6 separate regions of the Mus musculus genome follow, and all the other regions are linked to region 3. A link is a loop called in an ENCODE intact Hi-C map of the cell type or tissue named here. Cell type or tissue: left cerebral cortex. All regions are shown on one strand.

Region 1 (4,000 bases), 290 kb before region 3:
TGTCAACTTTACCTGGTCTAGTATCATCTGGGTAAAGAGTTCCAAGGAGAGGCGGTGTACAAGAGGTTGGCTAGGGGGCATCTGTTGATTATGTTAATTCATGGGGGAGTTGGTGACACCTTTCCTTTGCCCTGGACTGGAAAAGAGCAGCCGATTGGCCGATTGCGGGCGTGCGTGCAGTTCCTTCCCCCTCTGCTCTCAACTGTGGCGCTCGTATGTCTCACCGGTTTAAGTCCCTGCAGCTCTGACTTTCCCAAGATGAAATGTAACCTGTAGAACTGTGAGCTAAAATAAACCCTCTCTCCCCTAAGTTGCTGGTGTCAGAATATTTTACCACATCAACAGGAAAGGAAGTTTAGATACCCAGGTAGCCGCAGAGTGGACTCTTACTATTTCTTTCACTGCTGGGGGTAAAGCCAGAGCACTGCACATGCTAGAGAAGACCTCTACTACCTCTGAATGTATCTTCTCCTTTTTTATTTTGTTTATCTCCTCAAAGATGCTTTCTCTGACTAGACTATCTTAAAATAATTTTTTTCCCACCAAGTGTTGCTTTGTAGCACAAGCTGGTCTTAATTCACAGTCACCTTGCCTTAGCCTCCTGAGTCCTGAGGTGACAGGCGTGTGCCATCATGCCTGTCTTTCTGGGTAGTCAGAGGAAAGTGGTACAAGATCTGTTGCCGTGTTGGTCGTGAAGCTGAATCCAGAGATCAGGCAGAGACCTGCTGCCTCCATCTTGGCACACATGAGTCTCATGTGTTTGGTTATAAAGTACAGGTTGTCCTTTTCTGAGCCGGCTTTTAATTGCGCCTTTTGTGGTTTTTAGTCCACCGTCGTGGTGAACCTCAGACAGTTGGTACTTTATCCCGGCTCCAGCTCTGTAGCGATCTCCTGTAATACCAGTGCGGGCTCGTCAGCCCCGATCGTCGGAGCAGGTGCAGCACATTAGCACCTCCAAATTAGATCATAAGGCAACAATGTCTTATTGAAAACATCTATAAATATCCCATAAAGCTTAGACTTTCCCGAAGACAGGAACATCACTTCTGAAAAGCTTTCATCTGTTACTTTAGAAAAAATGGTAAAATATTTAGACATAACATGATTCTGTTTATTATAAACTGTGGTTTCTTACGATGGGTTACTTTAAATTTATTTAGGCAAACACCCTTTTTTGTATTCATACCTCTCAAATAAAGCCTTTATCATTTATAATGCTGTTGTTCCCATTTTAGTAAATGAGCACCGTTTGTCAGTCAGACAAATGGTGTTCATAGTGTTCGGCACCTGGCTGAGCAGTGCAAATTTTAAATGATTCTTTATGTGTGCTCTTCTACAGCCGTTGTCTTGTTTTCCCGAAGTGAGTTGATGCTTTGCTGTTAACTGAGTGACTTTGTTCTTCTCCAAATTCTCACCCAAGATGGAGGCAAAGAAGTGTTATCCATGCACCAGATCCTTCTCTACCTGCTGCGCTGCAGCAAGGCTCTGGTGCCCGAGGAGGAGATTGCCAACATGCTCCAGTGGGAGGAGCTCGAGTGGCAGAAATACGCAGAGGAGTGCAAAGGCATGATCGTTACCAACCCTGGGACGGTGAGTTCTGGGGCTTGCCCAGCCTGGCCTGGGATGAGCCTCCTTTCCTTGTTTGCATGGTCCACACAAACAGTAACGCACATGGCACGTTTTGACTATTCTAGCTTCTTGTCCTTTGGGTAAGTGTTCTTTAAATACTTAGTGAATAAGAAAACACTACACTTTGGGCGTATTTTGCTCACCTGCCTGAAGATGGATATACCGTTAAGACTTTCGGTGTGCATTGCAGATTCCTCCGCAGGAGGATTGTGGGTCATATGAGAATACTCATTCTTTCGTACTAGCTTTAAAACAAAAAACCTTTGCCACTTTGGTAGTGGAAGAAATTAGTTTTATATTTATTTTAGTTTCTAGTGAAAATTTATATTTTAAATTGTTTTGCCAATAATTATTTTTTGTTAAGAAAATTGTTATTACCCATTTTTTGATTTTATTCTATGGTACTTATTTATTTATTTATTTTAGTCATTTGTCATATAGATAATATTTTTTGATCGGTACATATCCAAAACAGTTTAAAACTAGAAAGGTTAAAAAAAAGTTTTGGTGCTATGCTGTTAAGCACAAAATTTTCATTTCTTCTGGCCACTTTAGAGCTAAGTCAGAGAGCGGCTGATGGAGATGGCATTTGTCATGCTCTGGAGTGGTCTCTTTGGGAGTGTGTCATCCGGGGCTTGCTTCCATGGCATGGTTCAGCTTTCCTGAAATCCTACAGTCAGAAGCTGTTTGAAAGCAGTTAAGAATTCTCCTGGTGATTCAGCCCAGACATTGCAGACAGTGGGCCCAGGAAGTTACAGTGTTGAAAAAGTCCCAGGGGCTTCTGATTCTTCCTGGTTTGTTCCATGCATCCGTGTGGTCACTTACCTGTCACCCAGTCAGAATGCAGCCGGTATATTGATGAGGCGGTGCGGAGTCACAGCCAGCAGACCTTGTCCATGATGCAAGGAGCCCGTGATGGACGTTAGTTAGTTAGCAGCCCACACACTGAAACCTCCAGTTTTAGCAGAGATCAGTGTGCCGTAAATGCTAAAGTGAAAACTCACAGAAATGGAGAAACTGTACCGACGATCGACATGTCTGATGTATATCTTTGAGATGGTGAATGGCTTGTAGATAGTGAAAGAAACTTGACTGGTGCGTTTCGAAGGCATCTGTTGGAAACTGATGAGAAATAGACTAGGAAAGCAAGCATGGGTGTTTGGCTTAGGGCCGTGATGATGAAGTCAGTTATCTTTTACTATTTATGCAAAGATAGTTTATTGTTACAGACGTGTACATGTTCCAGGGCAGAGTAGGCGTGACTCCGCATTCCGTTCTGTACAGGACCCATTTGAAAGATTGCCTAGTGGCAAGGACATTGGGAAATTTATTGAGTTTTCCCCGCCATTATGGTCACATTAAATACTTTCTTGCTGCAGACTTAAAATAATTAATGTTCCTCCCTGACAGTTTTGCCTCTGCCTGAGAGCACTTTGGTCATTAGTGAAAAGGCTTTAAATTCTTAGAGAGAGATGCAGTGATAGATTTGTAGGCTATGGCCGAAGTCTAGAATTTACTTCAGTCCCTACCCCATCGTCCTCATAATTTAGAGATGATTTTTTTCATTTTTAAAAATTAACTTTGGTATTTTGAGTCAAGGTTCTATGAGCCCAGGCTGGCCTTAAACTCTGGATTCACCCACCTTGTCCCACTTCCCAGGCTGGGATTAGATGCTGTGTTATCACACATGGCTGCAGGGAGACCTTTGATGGTATCTTGCTTCTGTGCTCTAGTTGGTCTTGAATGGCGAGGCTCAAGTGATCTTGGGTCCTCAGTGCTTCTGTAGATTGTAGTGATATAAGTCAAATGGTACAGAAATAACTCATCATCATTCCTTACACAGTTTTTTTTAAAAAAACAGCATATGCCTGAACAAATCACTTTTAGACCGAAATGACATGTTTCTGCTGCTAGTGGGCATTCATGTAATTTAATGTTTAGCTTACCTGTGATTAAAATTGTCTAATTTTTTTTGAGAACAAAGATGATTTTTCAAGCTAGTAGTAAGATTTTTTATTTTTAGATGACATCCATTTTATAACATTTCATGATTTTTTTTTAACAACGTGAATGAATTTATACAAACCTGTCCTCGTTTTTGTAATTGTCAGCTGGTTGAGCAGGCTAAATTGGAGCAACTAGCCTACCTCCAATTCCAGGGAATCCGTCCACTTTTACCTTGAAGGGCACCAGGCATTGATATGGTATTCATACATGCATGCATATGGAACACTCATATACATAAAATAAATCTTAAAAAGGAAGCGTGAAAGTCAGCTCCTTGTTGTATCATCATACCATTTAATCTAAGTGAGAATTAGGGACTATAAAGGTACAGTACGGTATAGTGGAAAATGTATATAGAGGCATC
Region 2 (4,000 bases), 260 kb before region 3:
ATGATCTTATACTTTTAAATATGTGAGTACCTGTCCCATGCACGGGCTAAGTTAACAATATTAGTCTGTTGCTGGTTTGTTTTGTTTTGTTGTGTTTGTAAATTATGTAAACTAGAGGAACATACTTATTTTAGACAGGAGTTTCTGATGGACCTATGAATAAATAATCTAGAACTTTTTTACGAAAGCAAATTATAGGGTTGTTTTTTTGTTTTTTAAGATTCTAAGATGGTTTGTGTTACTAACGTTTTAAGGCATTAATATTGCCAGAGATACCCTTCTCCTCCTGCATATGCTAGAGCGTCCTAAATGCTTTCTGTACCAAAACAAGTCAGTTTAGCATTAAAGTGAAAGGCAGCTCTCTATTTCACACTGAAATGGCATCACAATTGAACGAAGTAGCCCTTGAGGAGTGAAGAACACAGGGTGCCAGTGTTATAAGCCAGGTGAAGCCCTCGCCTTACACGCTACCCGGTGTTAGGACTGCATTACTCTGTGTGTTTAAATGTCAAGACTTTTAAACACGTGACCTCCATGGTCTGTCCGGGAATTGTTCAGTTTGTTTTTCCAGAGGTGGGATGGCTTTTATGTTTATCTACTGTAATAGAAGAATTATCTGTGGCCCCCGGGCCCCCATCCTGCCCTACATTCACAAACAACTGTGCATCTTGATTTGTGTCTGTAGCAGATGGCGTGTATTTTAGGACTCTTTTCTCGAATTTTAAAATATCCTAGTTCCAGCTTTTATCCTCTGTCGCAGCTCAAGCAGCCTTCTCCTGCCTTCCTAAGTGTTCCCCTCACCTCTGCTGTCGCTGCTCCTTTGTCCCGACTTAACCTGTACCCTCTCCTGGGCTCCTCCCAACAGCTCTCTCCTCTGTTCTTAATCGGATCTGCTTGTGTGCAGACTTTCTTTTCCCCTTTAAACTTCTCTGTCCCATTTGTCTACTTAGTGAGCTTATCTTACACTCCCAGCAAGCGCCGAGCGCAGAGCTGGCCTGTCCAGCGCTGGGTACTTAGTAAAGGCGGGATGAAGAAGTGTCTGAGCGGAGAAGCCAGGCCCAAGCATCGTCATCTTACAAATGGAACGGCTGGAGTTAGGCATTCATTTTCATGTCTCTTGTAAAACTGAGTAAGGCTCAGTTATACATAACTCTCTGCCTCAGAATTCCCATGTATACAAGCTGGAGCCTTTTAACTTGACTGACATTTCCAAATTGGCTTGAATCTACAAGCTATTGAATGGGTGAAACGTTGGCAAACTCTGTGTGTGTGTGTGTGTGTGTGTGTGTGTGTGTGTGTGTGTGTGTGTGTGTGATGAAAATGTAATAAGTCGAACACAGAGGGAAAAACAGAGACAAGTAATGCAGGTTGATGGACTCTGTAACTAAGGGGTGTCTATGTTAGTGAGGAGACAGGCGGCCTGAATATTGAGGGTGTTGGTTAGCTGCTACGTGTGCAACCAAATTAAGAGAAGGGGTTAGTTTGAAATTGGGGTTAGCAACCCAGTGTCCCGATAGTTGTTGTTTAGGGGCTAGGGCAGAGCGAGGCAGCTGAGAGAGCAATGTAGTTAGGATGGCAGAAGGACTCACAGAGAGGGTCCTTTGACTCCTGTCCTGTGGGTGGGTGGGTGGGAAGGAGGCCTTGTTTCCTGTTAAGGTCCCTGTTGGCCGTGTCTGTGTTCTCAGCCCAGCCCTTTCACCAGCAGGGCTGTCCTGCCTTTTCTCTGTCGGCTGACTTCTTTCTAAGAGCTGTCTGCGTTCAGTTTGTATAAGCTCCAGGCCTGCCCGGTGCGTTTGCCTGTGTGGAGAGAGCTTCAGTCTGGTTGCCCCCTGGCCCCTGCAACAGGGGAGAGGCATTACATCACTTTCTCTCTCCTCTCTTCTCATTGTACACCGGTCCCCAGCATCTCTGACCCAGGCCTTTCTCTGGCATTCGAGAAATTGGAAAAGGTGTCTCTTCAGATTGCTTCTGAGCAGCCTGGCATGGGTCTTCCACAGACTTGCCATTTTAACAGGTTTAGTATTGGCCCCCATCACCTTTAGTCTCGAACATACTTTGCTTTTATTTTATCCTTAAATCATAAACCTCAGGCTCTTTTCTGCCCTAAGCTGTCCCCTCCCCCATATTCGTTCAGTTTTAAATTTTCATCACTTGACTGGGTGACTCTGGGTTTGCTTCCCTTGCAGCTGTCCTGCATTCTTCTCAAGGCCTCTCATCTCTCTCGCCTGTTAACTGTCCATCATCATCCCTCAGTGTTGTGTGAGTGACAGGCTTTCCAGTTTTAAGATATTTGGTTTCTAGCCACCAAAGTCTACACAACGTAACATATAGAAGGTTTGGTGGGGTTTCCTTGCTCTTTTAAACAGGGCCTCTCTATGTAGCCCTGGCTTAGCAGGAACTCACTGTGTAGAACAGGGTGCCTTGAACATACAAAGAGCCACCTACCTCCACTGTCTGCGTGCTGGGATTAAATTTCCCCGATGGTTCTGCCTGTGTCAGTCTCCTTTTTTGTCCACAATGTCTTCATGCCATCCTTAGATATTTTCTTTGCTGCCTCTCATTGATGGACGTTTGGTTCTCACTCTCCGCTGGGGTTTGCTAGATTTTCTGTCTTCTTCAAGTCCTCTTTGGAGGTTTGTCTCAACACCCTGGGCAGAGTGATGCCTCTCCTCTGGGGCCCACTTCCTCCCAGCTTGATGGAGTAGCCTGGCCTCCTTCAGTGAGCCTACCTCAAGTACAACCATTTCTGTTCATAAGAGATTCAGTCTGTCTGAGAAACAGGCAGCTGGGGTGTAGTTTAAAATGATTTTTCACTATTAAGGGACCTACTGCAGGTATGTAAGCTGTTTATTTACCTCTGTTATTCCTCATTAGGCCTCTTTGAGGACAGAGTTGTATCCTATTTATCTTAGTAACCTAATACATAATGGGTATTTAATATCAATATGCTATGTTAATGAGTGACCCAGCCAATCTTGAGCATTTTCTAGAGGCAAGCCATAGTCCCCGAGTTAATTAATAGTGTTGCTGGGATCCCAGTCTAGATGCAGCACTACACTGGGATAAATAAGAGGAAACAGATGTGGGTGAAATTGTCTGGTTGTAAGGTGGCATACATTTGCACCAATCTGGGTGGCTGTGGACATCCAAGGAGAAATCACAAGTGCTTTTAAGTGAAAAACATGAAGCAGCAAGAAGGAATGAATTGGAGTGTCACGTGAGTCTTGAGTTCTGGAGACACTGGGAAAGGTTGGAAGAGAAAGCTGACCTATGAGTGTTGTTGATCGTGGTGCTCTCCCTGACCGCACTGGGCATAACGCTCTCAGTGCGCTAACTACTAAGTGCTGTCAGGGACCGATTGGAAGGAGGGGGATTAGCTTCGGTTTATACCTGTGGAAATAGAGGCTGGGGAGAATAAATAAGTTACCAACAGGCACTCAGAATTAAGCCTAGCCTCCTCAGCAGAGCCTGCGCACTCCCTAGCTTAGTGTGTAAAGGGAAGGGATGGTTACTGTCTGAGTGCGTGCGAGGGAAGGATGCCCATGAGGTATTCCCAGTCATGGCCTAGATGAGAGGCCACTGTAGCGGAATAAAAGAATCCAGACAGAAGCAGGGTGAAGGGCGGTAAGGATGGGGCTGCACTCCAGTGGAGACACGTGGCCAGAGGCAGATGGGAAGCATCCATCCTGTCATGGGGGGGAGAGAACACCGGGAGAGTGTGTGTGTGTGTGTGTATGTGTGTATGTGTGTGTGTATGTGTGTGTGTGTGCTGACACTCTGGGGAGTAAAGGGGAGAGGTTATTGATTTGGTTAACAGAAGTCCCTTTTTGTGCCTGTAAAGAACGGTTTGATATTTAAACCCTTTCTTTAAATTGTCTGAGAACCTCTTTGCTTTCTTAAGAAGTTGTTCAGGACCATTGAGCTTCTATTTCCTTTTATCACCTAATATCACAAATGATCCTAAATTTTCCTGTATCCTGCCAAAAACCAAACTTGAGAA
Region 3 (4,000 bases):
GAGTCAGGCAAGTGCTCCTACACAAAGGACTGTGCTCAAGCTAAATTGGGAGGAGAGTTTGTTATCTTCTCCTCGCTCCCCCCCTTCCCCCCAAAGCAGAAAGAATCCCGAGGATTTTCCCTTTTCAGGTAAAACTATCAGCAAGAACAGAAAGAAAAAAGCCAGCTTTGGCCCGCATTCACATGGCAGTTACTCATTCTCCCGAGGAGTTGTGCATTAACTGGCCACATCTCTGGCTCCCTTAGAATCACAGGGAGGAGTTTGCACACACACACCCGCCCCTGATAATTAACCACCGCAAAAGCTCACAATTAGCATTCTCCCCCCCCCGCCCCCCCCAACACAGAAGTACGCCCCAGACACACTGTTAAAGGAAATAGCTTTTCTGGTTCGCACTGTGTGACTTCAGTAAGTGAAAGTGAAGAGACACAGACCGATAGAGCTTGCAGTGACTATCATAAAAAAAAAAAAGTGTCTTCATAGGAAAAAAATGAGTGGGAGAGAGAAATGTGTGAATGTTCCACGTGATTAAACTTCTTGGTTCTTGAATGTTCTCGGTAGTAGTTAAGTTAGGCAACCAGCCCCTTGCATACAAAGACCCTCACGTAACTTCCCATAAAATATGGATTTTATTGCAGCAGCGACAACATTTCTCAGTACCACATTGACCTCGCCAGCATCTCCCATCTCGAGATGGACCGTAACTCTTGGCAGGCGAATAACTACGGAGGAGGAAGTGACCCCAGCTCTGCGGCATTATAGGACTCCGCAACGACCCGCCTTCATTAAATTCCACATGAACGCCTTGGGGACTTCACTCTTGCATCTGACACCTCACATCAGACGCACCAGACCTCCTGCTCTCCAGTCTAAGGAAGGCATTCTCCCTCAGATGTGTGTGTGTGTGTGTGTGTGTGTGTGTGTGTGTGTGTAGCCTTGGAAGAGCACCAGCGAGCGGCGTCTTCCACATGACTTTTCCCTGGACAGTGTGCTCCATTTTCGAAGTCCAGTGTCGGACTTGCCTTGCAACCTAAGCATTTCTGCTCTATGAAAGCCTGAAGGCATTGCTAGGAACATGCGAGCTAACAGTTTTCTTTAAGCTCGTTCTCTCGGCCAAACCATCTCTGTAAGTTTGCCTTATTGGGAACATTCCAGAGTTTCCCGACTACCTGAATTAATTTCTGCGTTACTCTCAAAGCCATAAAAAAAAAAAAAAATCCCATAACTCAGGCCAAGCAGTCACCACACAGACCCTTGTATTGTTGGGTAGGTGGAAATCAATCAAGCCCCAAACGGCTCCACCGCTCCGGCACTCACTAGCGCCCTTGGTAATTGACCAGCCAACTTTGCAAAGCTAGGGCTCCACTAGCCGCCTCCGCCAGCCCCGCGGAGTGGACCTCGGCAGCAGCTTTCTCTCCTCCACACTGTTCCCTGCCACCCCCCGCAGAACCCTAGGCGTCTCGGTCTTACCAGGCGGCGGAGGAGCGGCGCCCAGGCTCCCCGGGAAGCGGCGCCGGTCCTGGGCAGAGGCAGCAGCGCCACCAATGCAACCGGACTCGCGCGCAAGCCCGCCCGCACCCCAGCTCCCAGCTGAGCATCCCTCCCAACTCCGTGCACCGCAACACCCGGCGCAGAGGACCGCTCTCTTTCTCTGATTGGCTTCCATCAACGCTACGGAATTAAAATAATAGCTATGTATAAAGAAGAAAGAGAAGGCAAGGGAGAAAAGAAACGCACGCACAAGCTCCCGCATTGGCAACAGAGACCGAACCCACCTCGGTTTGCCTTCCGGCTCCTGGGGACACCCTGCCACTCGCCCAGGATGCTCCTGCCTCCACCACGGTCTTCTGCTCTGTGCTTCTTGCTGCTGTGGCTGGAACTGCAGCTCTCGGGATGGGAAGGTTACGGCTCCAGAGAGCTGGCTCTTGTGGGCACACACTGATTTGCAAGTGAATGAAGTGGGAGGGAGCAAAGAGAGGAGGACTTTGTTACAGAGGCCCAGTGCCTGCCCCCGCCCGCCCCCTCCCCTTGACAGAATGACTCCCAGTGTTTGAAGTCCGGAGCAGTTCGCTCTCTGGAACACTCCCGCTGCCCCAGGCTTTCCCTTCCTCTTTTTTCTTATATATTTTTTAGGGGGGACGGCTTAAGACATACTGAGAACTTGTGTGACTCTATCTGATCTTTCTTTTTAAGCTATCAAAATGCACCGTGTTCAATTACCAGCAGCGGTCGGATGTTCTTTTCTAATAGCCCAGGCAATTAAGATTCCCGGGGACACGACATGGTACGGCGTGGCGCTGTGAGCCAGTTTGGGGGGGAGACAGTACGCACGACCTGCACTCGAATAAAATAACCCCGGTCTTCTGAGGTAACAATACCGACGGCTGTTCTGTATAACATAAACAGACGCGAGCAGACAGATTCATGAATGTCAGTCTTTGCTTCTCTCATCTCAAGAACACTTTTTCCCCCCTTGTAGCTTCTGGAGCTCTGGCGCTGTTGCAGAGTGGGTAACCCCAGAGAGCTGTAGCATGAAGTCATATGCCCCCGAGAGTGTAGAAGCGGTTCAAATCCAAACGCCCCGGGCTCATCAATGTCTTCGTGGCTGATCCATCTTTCTAAATGAGCAGATAGCAGGGCACACTGAACTAGCAGAATAGGATATATATTGATATTTAAGACGTATTTGTTGTGTTGAGATCTTTCTGGGAAGTTACTGAAGCAAGATAACGTCTATGTGAAACTCCTTGATACACATAGCTGTCTGGATGGGTGTCCTTATACTCGAGAAGAAGTGACTTCTCTGAAGGGACTAAGCTGCAGAAGTCTTAAACACGTCAAAGCATTGTTAAAGGAGAATCATGCCTTTTCTGCCTAGGAGATGCAGACACGTTGCAGTCAAGCACTATTGGATTAAGAAAATTAAATCTAATTACCACAATGGTTTCACCCCGGGTCAGCCACAGACCCAAGCCAGCTGTTTCTGCATGTTACAAGCTCGCAGCAAGATTTCCATTGCATGGTGCTTTAGTGACATTCCAGCCACTTGGCTTCTGAGTGATCTAACTAGCTAGAGGTCGGTCTTCTTCCCAAGAGAGCTCTTACTAGAAAAAAAAATCTTTTGTGTCCCTAATAGAAGTTGAGGCATTTTAATGAAGCCCAAATCAAAGTATTTCTTCCAGGCAGCCGGTGCTTCAAAGAATTGTATGTGGAACGGTCTTAGTCCAGATGTTCTGCACATGGATGCTGGCAAGATTTGAAAAGCCATCCTTGGGATGAGGAGATAGATGCCTGCAGTTTGCAGAAAGGAGGCTGAACATGGTCTCTTCATGTGGGTATTTGAACTGCAGTGGAGGAGGGATGGGGGAGAGGACAGCTGGTTCACATTCATTCATTCCTCAGGTTGTAGACTTCTTAATTTGAAAGATTACCTTGGTATGTCTGTACAGTCCTTTACAGCTCACAAAGTATTCTTATAGACCATTTGATGGGATTCTTCTGCTAATATGATTTTTTTTTTTGGCAGAAAGGACAGAGGAAATAGATTGATAAAAGCACAGTAAAGGTTAAGGACTATGTCTAAGATAATAAAACTAGGAAGGAACAAAAGGCGAAATACCCAAATGTGTACATGCCAACTAGTGTATATCCACAAAATGTATGCAGATATAATTTACTAACATGTGTGATGATAAATTAATAACGGAACATGTGCGAGTATGTTAAAAACACATTTTGTAAGATTGTCTCTAGCAGACAGATGTATAAATTAACTGATTTTATGCTATATGAAGGGTCATAGTGAAGTAGATTTTCTATCCATCGAAGCAGTTAATGTCTCACGAAGGAAAAAAATCTCTTAATTGTTTGTGATGTATTACCCTTCAAACTCCATTAAGCGGCACATCAAAGGTGGTTAAACAACCTCATTTTATTAAGAGTGGACAATCAGCTCGCTCCTGAGCAGTTTCATGTGGCAGCAGTAAGTGACATGAAGGAG
Region 4 (4,000 bases), 110 kb after region 3:
CATTAAAGAATATCATATAACAAAGAAAATGTAGCTAATAGAGATAATTTCCAGAGCGTCACTTACCAAGTTTTTCATATATAAACACACATAATGGCATTTGAGTGCTCGTGGAGCAGAATAAATCCATAGCTACCGAGCTCCAAGTGCCAGTGTATATGCGAAATTGTCACTTCCAGATCTAGGATGGTATTTGGCACATGGGATGACATATGTCATCTTCCCTGCAAGCAGTTTCTTATGCATATGGTCCCTCTAGCTAGAGGATTCTATCTACAGTCTATTTTATCAATAGTGAAGACACCCTGACTGAAAATAATCTTGCATTAAATAAAACCCACTTCTATTTGACCGAGAAAGTGGTGTTTGTTTTATTGCTGAATTGTTTTTCTTAATTCCCAGTGCTGAAAGTGCTGTATAGTGATGTTCTACAGTTGTTCCATAACTATGTTAGATGTTAATTGTAATTAGAGTTTAAAATTAAATAGAAAGGATTTTCCTGTAGATACAAAGTGTCATATATCTGGCTGGGCTTATAGAAATCTTTACAGAAATCTTTCTTTTTAACAAAATTGAAGCTGGTCTATAATTTTGATAGGTCATGTTGATGACTAGTCATAACTTAAAGATGTAACCTTCCAACAGGAGCCTCAGTATAAATTTCTTGATTGTGTTTGACCATTCCAATAAGGTGAAATTATGTTAAGTAACTAATATGTAAATGGAATACGTTAAGTAAAGCCAAGTTCATTCTATTTTAATAGGTTTTTAAATGAAAAGAGTATGGCACATCATTTGTGAGTTCTATTTTGATTGTTTGCTTTTTAAAAAAAATGCAAGAAAGTAATTTTTGAAACTAAAATAGACCATGATTTCAATGCATTTAAAAATGATTTTTTAGAAAAGTACATTTTGTTCAATGTGGCAAATAAATTTATATAGACATTAATTAAAAAAAAACCATAGCCAACCTTCAGCTACTATTTTTCAGTTTTGCAAGGGACCAAGCAGTTATTTTGAATATTAAATAGATGGAATTTGGAGGTGTTCAAGAATTCGGGAAGTGAGAAGTAGCAACTTAGTTGAAGGAGTTCTTCTCCATACTGTTGAAGAACTCTTCATTCCAAGCCTTGCTGGCAGAGTTGAGCAGTTTTGCCAGTGCTCAATGGATGTGGAGCCAGAGAGTCTGGAGGTTAGTGAATTGCAGTTGGAATTATGGTGTTGTACTTTGCGTAGGGTACCATATTTGGTGCATAGCCTTTGCAAGTAGAAGCATTTAGCTACATCTCATTGTTTTTGGCAGGGTGACAGGAACTGTCATATGAGCCTGTCTCAGATACTCTGGCTCTCCTCCCTTTGGACATGTGGTAGAATCACCTCACTCACTTTAAACTTGGACAGGACTGTGTGACTTGCTTCGAGTAATGAGATGTTTGGAGCTGATGTGTTTCTCTGACTGGAAGCTTTGAAAATCAGTGTGTCTTGCTAGATTGTTTTTCTCTTCATGTGATGCTTGATTCTCCATTGAAATAGTCTTGACTAGCTTGGTTCCCAAAGAGGAGGCAAAGAGAAGGCTCAGAATGACTCACTAGATGTGACAAAAAAGCTCTGTTGTTGCAACTCATTAAAATTTGAGAAACTGACCTAAGTGTGCATTTATGATTTTTTTTAAAAAAGCTTTATTTATTTATTTCATGTATGTGGGTATACTGTTGTTGTCTTCAGACACACCAGATGAGGGAAATGGATCCCCATTACAGATGGTTGTGAGCCACCTTGTGGTTGCTGGAAATTGAACTCAGGACCTTTGCAAGAGCAGTCAGTGCTCTTAACTGCTTAGCCACCTCTCCAGCCCCTATGATTCTTATGCCTAGATTCCTATACTTATAGGAGGACTACATGGTCAACAACAGCCTGGGCCACATTTCCAGACTGTGCCTGATTTCTCCCAGTAAAACATGCCTACATACATACACATATATATACACACACATACATACTTATGCACATACATACACACACATATATGTGTATGATATATCTATCTATCTGTCTATCTCTCTATATATATGAGTTTGTTTATTATTACAGCACATTGCCTATCCTGATTTACATTATCATTAGAAGCAATATCAGATTACTTATGGCTACAGAAAATACAATCAACTGGAAGAATTGTATAATGAACTATTTGACTAGAGAGCTATCTTTTTATTTATAACAAACAATATGCATCTGTGAAAACACTGATCAGTTAAACCATGCTGTGAATTTTTATTTGATTTAGAACTTATCCCTTGTTCTATATAATTTTATTTTATTACATGGGGACAGGAAACATTTTCTGTACTTGGAGAGGCAGTAAATATTCTAGGGTTTGTAGGCCATATGGCCTCTTTCACAACTATTTAAGTCTGCCTCTGTAACCCCAAATGAGTCCCAGACAATACGTAAACAAACGCGCATGGCAGCATTCCAGTAACTATTTATAAAGTGGTTGGTAGGCTGATATGGATTGCTGACTGTAGTTTGCCAATTTCTGTTATTAGATCATGTTTCTGCCAGACCTAGTAGTATTAACTTCACAGTACTGGCATCTTTTGCCTTTTCCTATGCAGCCCAAGAACATATAATCATCAGTGGAGAAATTATATCTACTATTATAAGAGAGATACATATAGTTTCTGACTTACTAGTATGATTTTTAACTCATTTAAATACTTTTCCTTAACAGTGAGGCTACTGAAGCACACTGAGGCAAGAGGTTTGTTTGAAGGCAGCTTGCCAAGAGGTAGGCTGCATCCTTTGTCACCCACATATCTACCTGGTCTTCTGTCTATTGTCACGCACTGACTTCCAGATGAATAGAACCCATTCAGATGGATTAGACCAAGAGGTAAATGGGTTGAAAATTTAAAGACTTTATTTAGAGCTTAGCCTAGACTTCATATAACAGCTTTGCAGAATGATTTTAGAATGATTATGTTCAAGTGAATGTATGTGGCTTCACACACAGAATTTCTATTTTCAGTTTAAGGTTTTTTTTGGGGGGGAGCGGGGAGGTGTAGGGAGGGAAGGAAGATGCAGAGTCCTGCTATTAACCTAATTTATGATGTTTACTTATTCCTACCTATCTGACTAATGCTCCCTTTGTTCTCTTTATAATTTCCAGTTTCTATCTACCACCTCTGTCCCCCCAAGAGCCGCAGACACAAGCTGATTAATACCTGCTCTTTTTAGCTGCTGTGATCAGGGGAAGCAATCTCTGAGAGCACATTGATACCTAAATCAACATAATATATCTAAATCACCTCTGTTAATCTGCTGGGTTTTTCTTATTTTTTTTTCCTGAGCTTATATGTCCACTGTAACTGTGTATTCAGAAAAAGAAGTACCCAGGACATAAAGATAGGAAACTTCTGTTCTGTAAAAATGACTAGACTTCACAATTAGCTTTAGATAATTCGTCAAGGCTTCTTTCTTTCTTTCTTTCTTTCTTTCTTTCTTTCTTTCTTTCTTTCTTTCTTTTTCAGTTTTCCTTCCTTTAAAAAAATGTGGATTAGATTATACTAAAGAAAACTTTCTACATACAAAACCAATTGGATAGCCATTCTCTTTAATTTTTTTTTCTCACTCTTTCTGATTCTTCTTCTTCAATATTGGGGCAGAAAGGAGACCACATTTGGCAATATTTTTATGTGTTATCTTGCTGTTTAAAACATCATGTGATTTATTTTCTTGTAGACCTCATGCTGTAGAATGAACATCTTTGTCACCCTCTTTCACAATGACATGCAAAGTCCTAATCTCTAGTGTGGTGGTGTTATATAGGCTGGGCTTTTTGTGAAGTGATAGAGTCATAAGACTGGAGCCTTCAGAAAAATGGTTAAAGCCCCCATAAAAATGGTTTCTGTGACCTTCTCCTAATCATGTGAAGCATAATGAAAGTTTGGCAATTGGCAATTTGGAGAATGTAATATGCTTACACCTTGACTTCAGA
Region 5 (4,000 bases), 82 kb before region 3:
AGAAACGGCCGTCTCCACACTACGAGAACGACCCTCATGTCCCCTAGAGTGGCCCGTGCAGGGCGAGGACAACGCCAGTTCTCACTGTCGGTCTTTTTTCTCCAGCTAACATTGCTAATGTGTTTTGACCTCAGAGAGGAGGAGGGCAACAGGACAAAGCAGAGGACTGTGAGGGTGAGGAAGGGAACTGTACGGAATTGCCAGTAGACTATCCAGATACAATCAGCGTGGGGAAAGCCGTGGCTGGGGACCGACTCCGCTATTAATTGCCATATATTTTAGTCACTGAGATTTGCTGATGACCGTAGTTTGCTTCTGCAGGGTTAGAAGACTCAATATCCCACTTCATTATGCATAGACTTGGTGGAGCATGTACAATGAGTTTTTCAACAGTTTTAGAGATTTCAAGCGGATTGGCCAATGGTGCCCATCTCACTGGTGCTTCCACGTGACTCTGCTTCCGGAGGACTCCGGGGGCAGGAGATTGAGGCTCAACTTCCCACCTGGAGAAGCCAAAAGCCTGGAAGGTTTCTTACCAATCCTGGCAACTGGCAGTTTAGGGAGGCAGTTTTGGACCTGTCCATAGCTTGCATCGTATCCCCATGGCTACTTCCCCTATCACCATTATAAGTGTTAAGCTGAAGCCTGGACGTTAAGAGTCTGTGGTATTATTGGCATTAAAGGTACCACAATTTAGGAAGGAAAACCAAGCGGGGGAGGGGGTTTCAATCATTTTGACAAAGAGCTTTTTAAAGCTTAATCTTCTATGGTAATAATGCTATTTGCATTGTAAAAGTGCTTTAAAGATTAAAAGAAAAAAAACTATTACTCCATTAACACTGTAGCGACAAGTTGCACAGAGGAAGTGAGGCGCACACAAGGGAAGCCTGTGTTCTATCGGCCCCGCCAGGTGTGAGTTGCAAAGCAAGTTGGTTACAAGATCTTTGGGCATCAGTGTCACTGTCCTCAGCTCTCTGGATATTTCCTCTTTTACTTTATTCCACATTAATAATTCACCTCCCTGGAACACTGCCTGGCTGTCTCAACCTAAGCCTCCTTCATTTATAGTGGTAAATACGTAAGGGGAATGTTTGCACAGAGTTACTCAGGGATATTTGATCACAGATTGAAATGTGAACATGCAGCCTTAGGAATCTGCAAAATTTATGCTATTTGCCTGATCTCCTGATGAAGGTATTTTAAAATCAATCATAGGAAGAGGCATTTTGTCATCTATCTTTTTTATGTTCATTCTCAATTTAAGAGGCGCGTGAAAATTATTTTTCTTGTCCACACCATTTAATGAAATCCAGACTCAACAAGCTATGAACAGGCACCCCTGGTTTGTCTTGTACATTATGGCCCAGGTCAAATTTTTCTTCAGCACGATAGCTGATGATACAATTAGGTGACATTCGTCATGACAGGTGAAGGATGAACGAGAGCCTCACACTCTACTTTCTAGTCAATAAAATGGTCAGATGCTATCTAGAAATAGCACCTTTGTGTAACATGAATCTTTCATCAACCTTGCTACAGTTAAATCTAAGAATTTAAAATGCTTGCTTCTTGCCAATTATCTGGGATAAGACTAACCACTACCACTTGCAGCAACAGTAACTACCCCATTTAACCTCCGGGGTTGAGTTTTGCCAAGAAAAGGCATTGTCTGCTCTGAGAGCCAAGGGTGCTGGGAGAAGCAAAGCTAAGAAATAGTTAATGTGACTCAGGCTCAGGATGTTTGCTTTCAAAATGAGAAAAGGACTTGTTCCTCTCACAGCACAGTCATTCTATTTTTAATAGACCCCACTTTACAGGCTGGCTGGACCCCATTTTTCCAGCTAAAGTAAAAAAAAAAATTAAAGGATTTATGATAATCCTCCGTGGATGGTTGTGGGCGGTTCGTTTTTCCACCAGAGCATTCTCTCTCTGTTACACTACAAACATTTCTCAGCTTCTTGCTACACTTTCATCCCGCAACTACTCAAGCGAGAAGAGGAAAAAAAAAGTCTCACCAGATAAGCAACAATTCATACTGTATTGGGGAATAGCTCACATTCTCCCTGTCTATTTCTTAGCAGTAACTTCTTCAGGCTTTTAAGCCTAGACTGTCGAAACACCCAAAGGAGGCCTACCTTGCCCACGTACTGATAATCGGATCCCGTGTATTCCTCCAGGAGGAAGAACTGATTCCACATCCAACTCCTTTTCGAACGGCTCAGCTCATTCCTGCTGTTTGCAGAGAGCTCCAGGGCTTTCCTCTTTGCTGGGAAGCCACTAGTCCTTTTAGATAATGGGTTTGAGAAAGTTGGGTAGGGCTGGCCGACCCAAAAGAGCAGCAAGAAGTACCGGTAAGTTCTCATGATGCTGGCAAGGCAGGCAGTCGAGTCTGGGTGTGAGCTCCCCTTTTCTTAATACGCCTCTTTTCACTGCACCAAATCCAGGCTCATTCCTCCTTCCTTCCTTAATGTTCTTTGCTTGGCTTTCAGAGGGTACCTGGAAAGAATAATAACATATCAAGCACTTTTAGAGATGCTTAAAATTCAGTGTTAGAGCAAATAGGCAGGAGCAAGAATGTAGAAACTTGAATGGCAAAATAACAACAAAAAAAGTTGGCTATCAATTTTGAAATGAGGGCAATCGTCTTTTAGGTACACAGAAGGGGATGCGCAGAATGGGAGGCGCGTACCCAGCGGGAACTGCTCTTTCTGGTTTTCCTTTTATATCTCTTGCAAATCCGACGTTAAGTAATCGCTCTGCTAGAGTTCAACGCGCCAGGATGGATAATTTCACTACTCGTTTGCTTTGGAATATGTGGGCCGAGATCTGGTTAGAGGAAACGAGTTTGTGTTTCTGATTCCATTTGCATATTTATATCTCCATGAACAAGTCCAAGGCAAAGAATACCATAGACAATTTAAATTCAATTGCAAGTGGATCATTTGGAAATTTCACTGGAAGATTTTTGAGCACCTGGGATGCACCAGGCAGGAGGCGAGGCAGAACTTGTTCTGCAGACTCTTGGCTGAGGAGATGTGTGATGATGGATCAGCTGGGTCAAATAAGGTTGGAAAACACTGTATGCCTTTCTTCCAAATGAAGATTTGCGGAGGGAAGTTTCTGAAGTGATGTGTGTGTGTGTGTGTGTGTGTGTGTGTGTGTGTGTGTGTGTGTGTATGTATAACAGTGGTGACGGTAGGCTTGTCTTTAATCTAAACTTTGCAAACTTTGATCACACCCCTCCATGAGAACTATTTACGCCATACTATAAATGTATATATGCATAAATGCACTGTGTCAGTTCACTGAGAAACTGGCTCTAGAAAGTCACTTGTCTCAGAATGTCACCCAAAGACCCCTTGTCTGGGGATGGGTGGTCTCCTGAACTCTGACAGGGAGGAAAGATACCAGAAAGCAGGCCATGAGCATTGTGTCCTACAGAGTAGCTAAGAGGTATGCCTGCTTTCCGCCTGAGGTGACTATCGTCTTTCCCACGCCAGGTAAATGTCTCCTGTGGAAACAGGAAGCTGGAAGTTCAACCAGGAGAAGCTTGTCTGTGGAAAGCTCAGTTGGGGACTGGAGCCGAGGTTGTGAGTTCCTGATTCGATGACACTTTTCCCCCTTTCTGTTGTGACTGCCTATCAGGTACTTTCTATGTATCAATTTACTTCTGTTTGTGATCTATTTAGCGAATGCCCTCATTAGAAACCAAAGGGATAGATCATCTTCTCGATCATGCGGAATAAACATGTAAGAGTTAAATAAGCGGTATTCCAATTTCCCTAGGAAATCCTTGACTTGTATCTCTAAATTTCACTTGTGTCATCGACAATGATGGCCAAGTTGTTTCTGATTTTCACAAATGCATTAAGCAGACCCCGGTATCACAGTGAGGACCACTGATTGTGGGCTTAAAAGTCAGCGATTAAACAATATGAGTAATTATTTTTGTGGCAAATATTAATTTTCAAGAAACCAACCTAATTTTTTTTAATCCCTG
Region 6 (4,000 bases), 690 kb after region 3:
CCATCTTTTGCTCTTTTGGCAAAAAAAGCATTTCTACTTGGGTGAAGTGAAAGCCCATTGTGGTGTTAGTTTGTATTTCTCTATTTAGTGTTCTTAAGTTTTTTTCATATACTAGGCAACTTTTATGTCTTCATTGAGAAATATTTATTCATATCTGATACATTTTTATTAATTATTTCAAATTTTGAGATTATTATATACTTAATTATCACCACACTTTTTCTTACCTCCAACCCCCCTATATACTTCCTATTCATTTTTAAATTCATGGCTTCTTTTTTCATTAACTGTTGTTACATACTTAAAGGTATATGTGCATATGTATATTATATGCACATATATATATACACATACATACATACATACATACATACTTAAATATATAATTACAACCTGCTTAGTCTGCATAATGTTACTTATATTTATACTTAAAACGATGACTTGAATAGTTCATTTGCTTTTGTTTTCAGATCCTTGAGATAGGCTCTCACTGTGTGACAGTGGCTGTCCTTGAATTAACTGTATAGCCCAACTTGGACTCAACCCTATGGTCCAGCTTCCTGCTCCAGCTTCCTCAACACTGAGATTATAGATGAATGCCACCATTCTTCATAGTATTTTTAGGGGTTTTTGTTTGTTTGGTTTTCTTTTTAGTTTGTTGTAATTTGGGGTACAATATTTGGAATGTAAATAAATAAGACAATAAAAAATACACTTTATTTTGTGCATATGTGCCAGAGTGTTTGTGTTCCAAGTGCCCATAGGGGGCAAAGAGAGTCAGCATTCACTTGAATTGGACTTAGAGACAGTCTACCTACTGTGGGTGCTTGGCGCTAAACTTAGATTCTCTGCAAGAACAGCAGGTGCTTTTAACTGCTGAGTCACCTCTACATGTCCTAAGCTTTTTCATATTTCATTTTGACAATCACTCTTTATTAGATGGACATTTTGTATGCATTCTCTCCAGTTCTGTAGCTTGCCTTTCCACTCTGGTGCATAGCTTTTTATGATGAGATGGTCCCACTGTTTTTGTTTTTGTACACTTTGTTTGGTGGACCATGTCACAAAACAAAATCTGTGTCCATTCCAATGTCTGGTCATATTCTAGGCTTTTGCTTCCAATGATATGATATGTTTTGGTCTTAAATTTTAGTTTTCTATCCATATTCAAAAGCTTTTACCATTATCAAGAGATAAAGTTCTAATTCACGCTTGGGTATATGGATATCCAATTATCTCAGCACTGAAAACACTCTCTTTTCTCTAGTGCATGTTATTAGGACTCCTGTCAAAAATTAGTTAGCTATAAAGGGAGTGATACCAGCATGCTAAGCAAATTCTTCATGCTTTTGTTTCCTGTGGCATGATTCATAGTAAGTTCTAGAACCAATCCAGGTGGCCACCAACAGATGATGGATAGATAGGTAAAGAAACTTCAGTTTGCATATATAGTAAAGTGAATTTGTCCATAAAAAAGAATGGAATTCTGGTCTTTGAAGCAAAATTTGTGAGATTGGCGGACACTGCATTATGTAAAATAAGTCAACACAGAAAGATAGAACAATGTCTTCTCTCATATTTGTGAACTGAACAGGAGATATCTGAGAAGATATGGCTTAAAATGAAACTTGCTGACAAGTCTGAGGACCCAAGTTTGATTTCCCCAAGCAGCAAGAGACAATTAAGCTTTACAACTTGTCCCTCCAACACCCCCCTCACACCTACAAATACACACACACACACACACACACACACACACACACACAAAATTAAGATGTATAAAATACCAACATGAAGTACAATAGTGACCACTAGTGGTTGAAGAGAGTGTTTTCCAGAGGTGAAATAGGATATTGCATGCTATTATCAGTATGGAAATATACAGTATTGCACTAACATGTGTCAGATGTCAACAGTTTTAAGATACAGACATTATGTGAACATAAATTCATGGGTTCATATTCAATGAATTTATTGTGTTCCATCAATGTACATGGTGACTTGATAATGCTGTTTGACGCACAAGTTGAGTTTTATGAAATCTAAGATGTATATTTGTGGTTGAGTGCATTGTCAAACCTATAAACTACTGCAGACCTCCTAGTTTTAGCTCTTTCACTCAGGGTTTTTATGTATTATGTATTTTTATGTATTTATGTTAACTTTTGTATATAGTATGAGGTCAGGCGGCACTTAGGAATTTACTTAAGAATGACACTGGGTTTTAACATTTCTTGAAATTAATTCTTGGACTTCCGGAAGCAGCCAATAGTTTTTATATACAAAATTGTTTTATATATTGAGTTCTTCATAATTGCAAATTCATAATATATGCTATTCATTATACACTTGAAATACATTTGAGGCAAACCTTCATTCCTTTTGGAAAAATGATTTTTTAGAATACAAAGATTATTTTAAAGTGTGAAATGGAAGGTGGATTCTAAATAAGTTATATTTTCAGCAAGGAAATAGGAAAAGGCCTTGTAAATTCGTTGTTCTTTCCTGAAGTCTTTTTTAAAGCACTGAAATAATCTTATATTTTAAAGAGTTTGTTGTTGTTATTGTATAATTTTTGTCACAGCGGACATCTCAAATTGAAAAGTGAGGATTCACTCAAATCTGCCTTTTCCAGGATTCTAATAGCCTCTTTAGACATCACCAATCAATTTTAGAGGAGAACATGAACTTTACAGTTTATGTTGTATTGTTCTCTCTTGTTCTATCAATGATTCTTAGTGTATTTCCAGCTCAGAGCAAAACATTTTCCTTGAACTATATTTTAACTTTCGATGATAGAGTAGTGCAAGTAGTTTGTTTACTTATTTTTATTCCTTGAAACAATGAAAGTCATCTTGTAAACATCTGTCTGAGAGTTTCTGGGAATTGAGAATCTCATTAAGTGATGCTGAATATACTGAGGGATCTCAAAAATGCCCCCCAAAATGAACGTTTTCAATATTCACAAGCAGGAAAGCCATCCTCTTTCTTTAAAACACTGCATACAAGAGAGACAATACTTATAGAAGTGAATATAATTTCATTTGGGAGAAAGAATAGACTGAATGAAGCTGAACAAATTTGCATTTTCTCTGTCTTTGGATTCTAAAACTAGGTTCAAATTCAAACCGTAATTTGGTAAGATAGTAATAACTCTTTGTTCTATGTTTTTGTGGTTTTGTTACCATTTCCATAACATGTAAGACTATCATCTGAAGTACACAGGCTCTCCAGCAAGTACTGAACAACCACAAACGGCTTCTGTTGCTGCCCTGTGATGGGACATTTGATGAAAAGAGTGTGATCGGGCAGGATGAGTCTCTCATTGGTAAGGGACACTACATTGCTCTAAAGTTAAAATCTCTCCTTTCATTTGCTTTGAGATAGTGATGTGCAATGTTTGATTCAGTCAGGTAAATCCACTCAGCTTAGTGGACTGATTTGAAGACAATAGAGTAATACCTAGTGTAGTGCACATGTTGACTGGTCACTTCTGGTTCGAATCGTGTCCTGAGCACTATTGCCTTTGGAGAAATGGAAGACATGTTCATTGATTCATAACTTGCCTGCTCTCATAAGGCTGTTAGATTCAGCCTCCACACGGGCTTTCTCCCAGATGCTCCATGCCCACTTATTTTCCATAACTTGTGCGGTTCTGTCCTTATTGGTTTATTTACTTTGGTATTCCACTGTGGTGTTTTGTTTCAAAGGAAGCTATTATCCCTAGGTATCTGCAAGATTATGGCATTAGTTTTGGCAGTGTGATCATAGTCCCATTCTTTATCTGTATGCATATAAAACTCTGTCCATTTCAGCCGTAAGCTCTTAATTATAACTGAGTCCAAGCATAATAGTTAATCTGGTCATGTCAAAGATGAGCTTTGTCTTTCATGATAATTAATGTACTTTGCAAATTGGAGTTACATCGATGTGATAAAACCAGTCATGGTTTTGACCTCAGAGTCGAGGGGTTAAAGATGACAGCAAAGCCTATGGCAGG

What was found. Peaks named below come from ENCODE experiments on the same cell type or tissue, not always from the same donor. Only the 100,000 strongest peaks of a DNase experiment are listed, where the experiment ranks them.
Region 1: a loop joins it to region 3, with 2.7 times the contacts of the local background. A loop is called at or near these places in 2 of 42 quality-filtered maps.
Region 2: a loop joins it to region 3, with 1.8 times the contacts of the local background. A loop is called at or near these places in 3 of 42 quality-filtered maps.
Region 4: a loop joins it to region 3, with 2.9 times the contacts of the local background. A loop is called at or near these places in 5 of 42 quality-filtered maps.
Region 5: a loop joins it to region 3, with 6 times the contacts of the local background. A loop is called at or near these places in 9 of 42 quality-filtered maps.
Region 6: a loop joins it to region 3, with 2.1 times the contacts of the local background. A loop is called at or near these places in 10 of 42 quality-filtered maps.

What each region holds. Positions count from the first base shown.
Region 1 is chr15:12,877,238-12,881,237 of GRCm38, forward strand. It overlaps Drosha (drosha, ribonuclease type III), which reads left to right. Exons shown (of 35, transcript NM_026799.3): 16 at 1,421-1,590. Among named protein-coding and RNA genes, the nearest start is that of Drosha, 54 kb to the left of the region's middle. In left cerebral cortex, a CTCF peak has its summit at 1,511; a DNase peak (open chromatin) is centred at 1,539.
Region 2 is chr15:12,907,659-12,911,658 of GRCm38, forward strand. The region is part of intron 26 of Drosha (drosha, ribonuclease type III); the gene reads left to right. Among named protein-coding and RNA genes, the nearest start is that of Drosha, 85 kb to the left of the region's middle. In left cerebral cortex, no CTCF peak of the experiment used is centred here; DNase peaks (open chromatin) are centred at 806 and 1,869; H3K27ac peaks cover 863 bases.
Region 3 is chr15:13,171,739-13,175,738 of GRCm38, forward strand. It overlaps Cdh6 (cadherin 6), which reads right to left and starts at 1,937. Exons shown (of 12, transcript NM_007666.4): 1 at 1,776-1,937. In left cerebral cortex, a CTCF peak has its summit at 1,873; DNase peaks (open chromatin) are centred at 165, 825, 1,593, 1,857 and 1 more place; H3K4me3 peaks cover 2,944 bases; H3K27ac peaks cover 2,177 bases.
Region 4 is chr15:13,283,105-13,287,104 of GRCm38, forward strand. No RefSeq gene overlaps it. Among named protein-coding and RNA genes, the nearest start is that of Gm46517, 2.2 kb to the right of the region's middle. In left cerebral cortex, a CTCF peak has its summit at 1,769 (motif pointing left); DNase peaks (open chromatin) are centred at 201 and 1,320.
Region 5 is chr15:13,089,515-13,093,514 of GRCm38, forward strand. It overlaps Cdh6 (cadherin 6), which reads right to left. Exons shown (of 12, transcript NM_007666.4): 2 at 2,136-2,496. The coding sequence starts at 2,363. It overlaps Gm35018 (a long non-coding RNA gene), which reads left to right and starts at 2,601. Exons shown (of 3, transcript XR_003951640.1): 1 at 2,601-3,066; 2 at 3,501-3,645. In left cerebral cortex, no CTCF peak of the experiment used is centred here; DNase peaks (open chromatin) are centred at 1,984, 2,198, 2,344 and 2,771; H3K4me3 peaks cover 350 bases.
Region 6 is chr15:13,857,563-13,861,562 of GRCm38, forward strand. No RefSeq gene overlaps it. Among named protein-coding and RNA genes, the nearest start is that of Gm46517, 570 kb to the left of the region's middle. In left cerebral cortex, a CTCF peak has its summit at 1,833; a DNase peak (open chromatin) is centred at 1,719.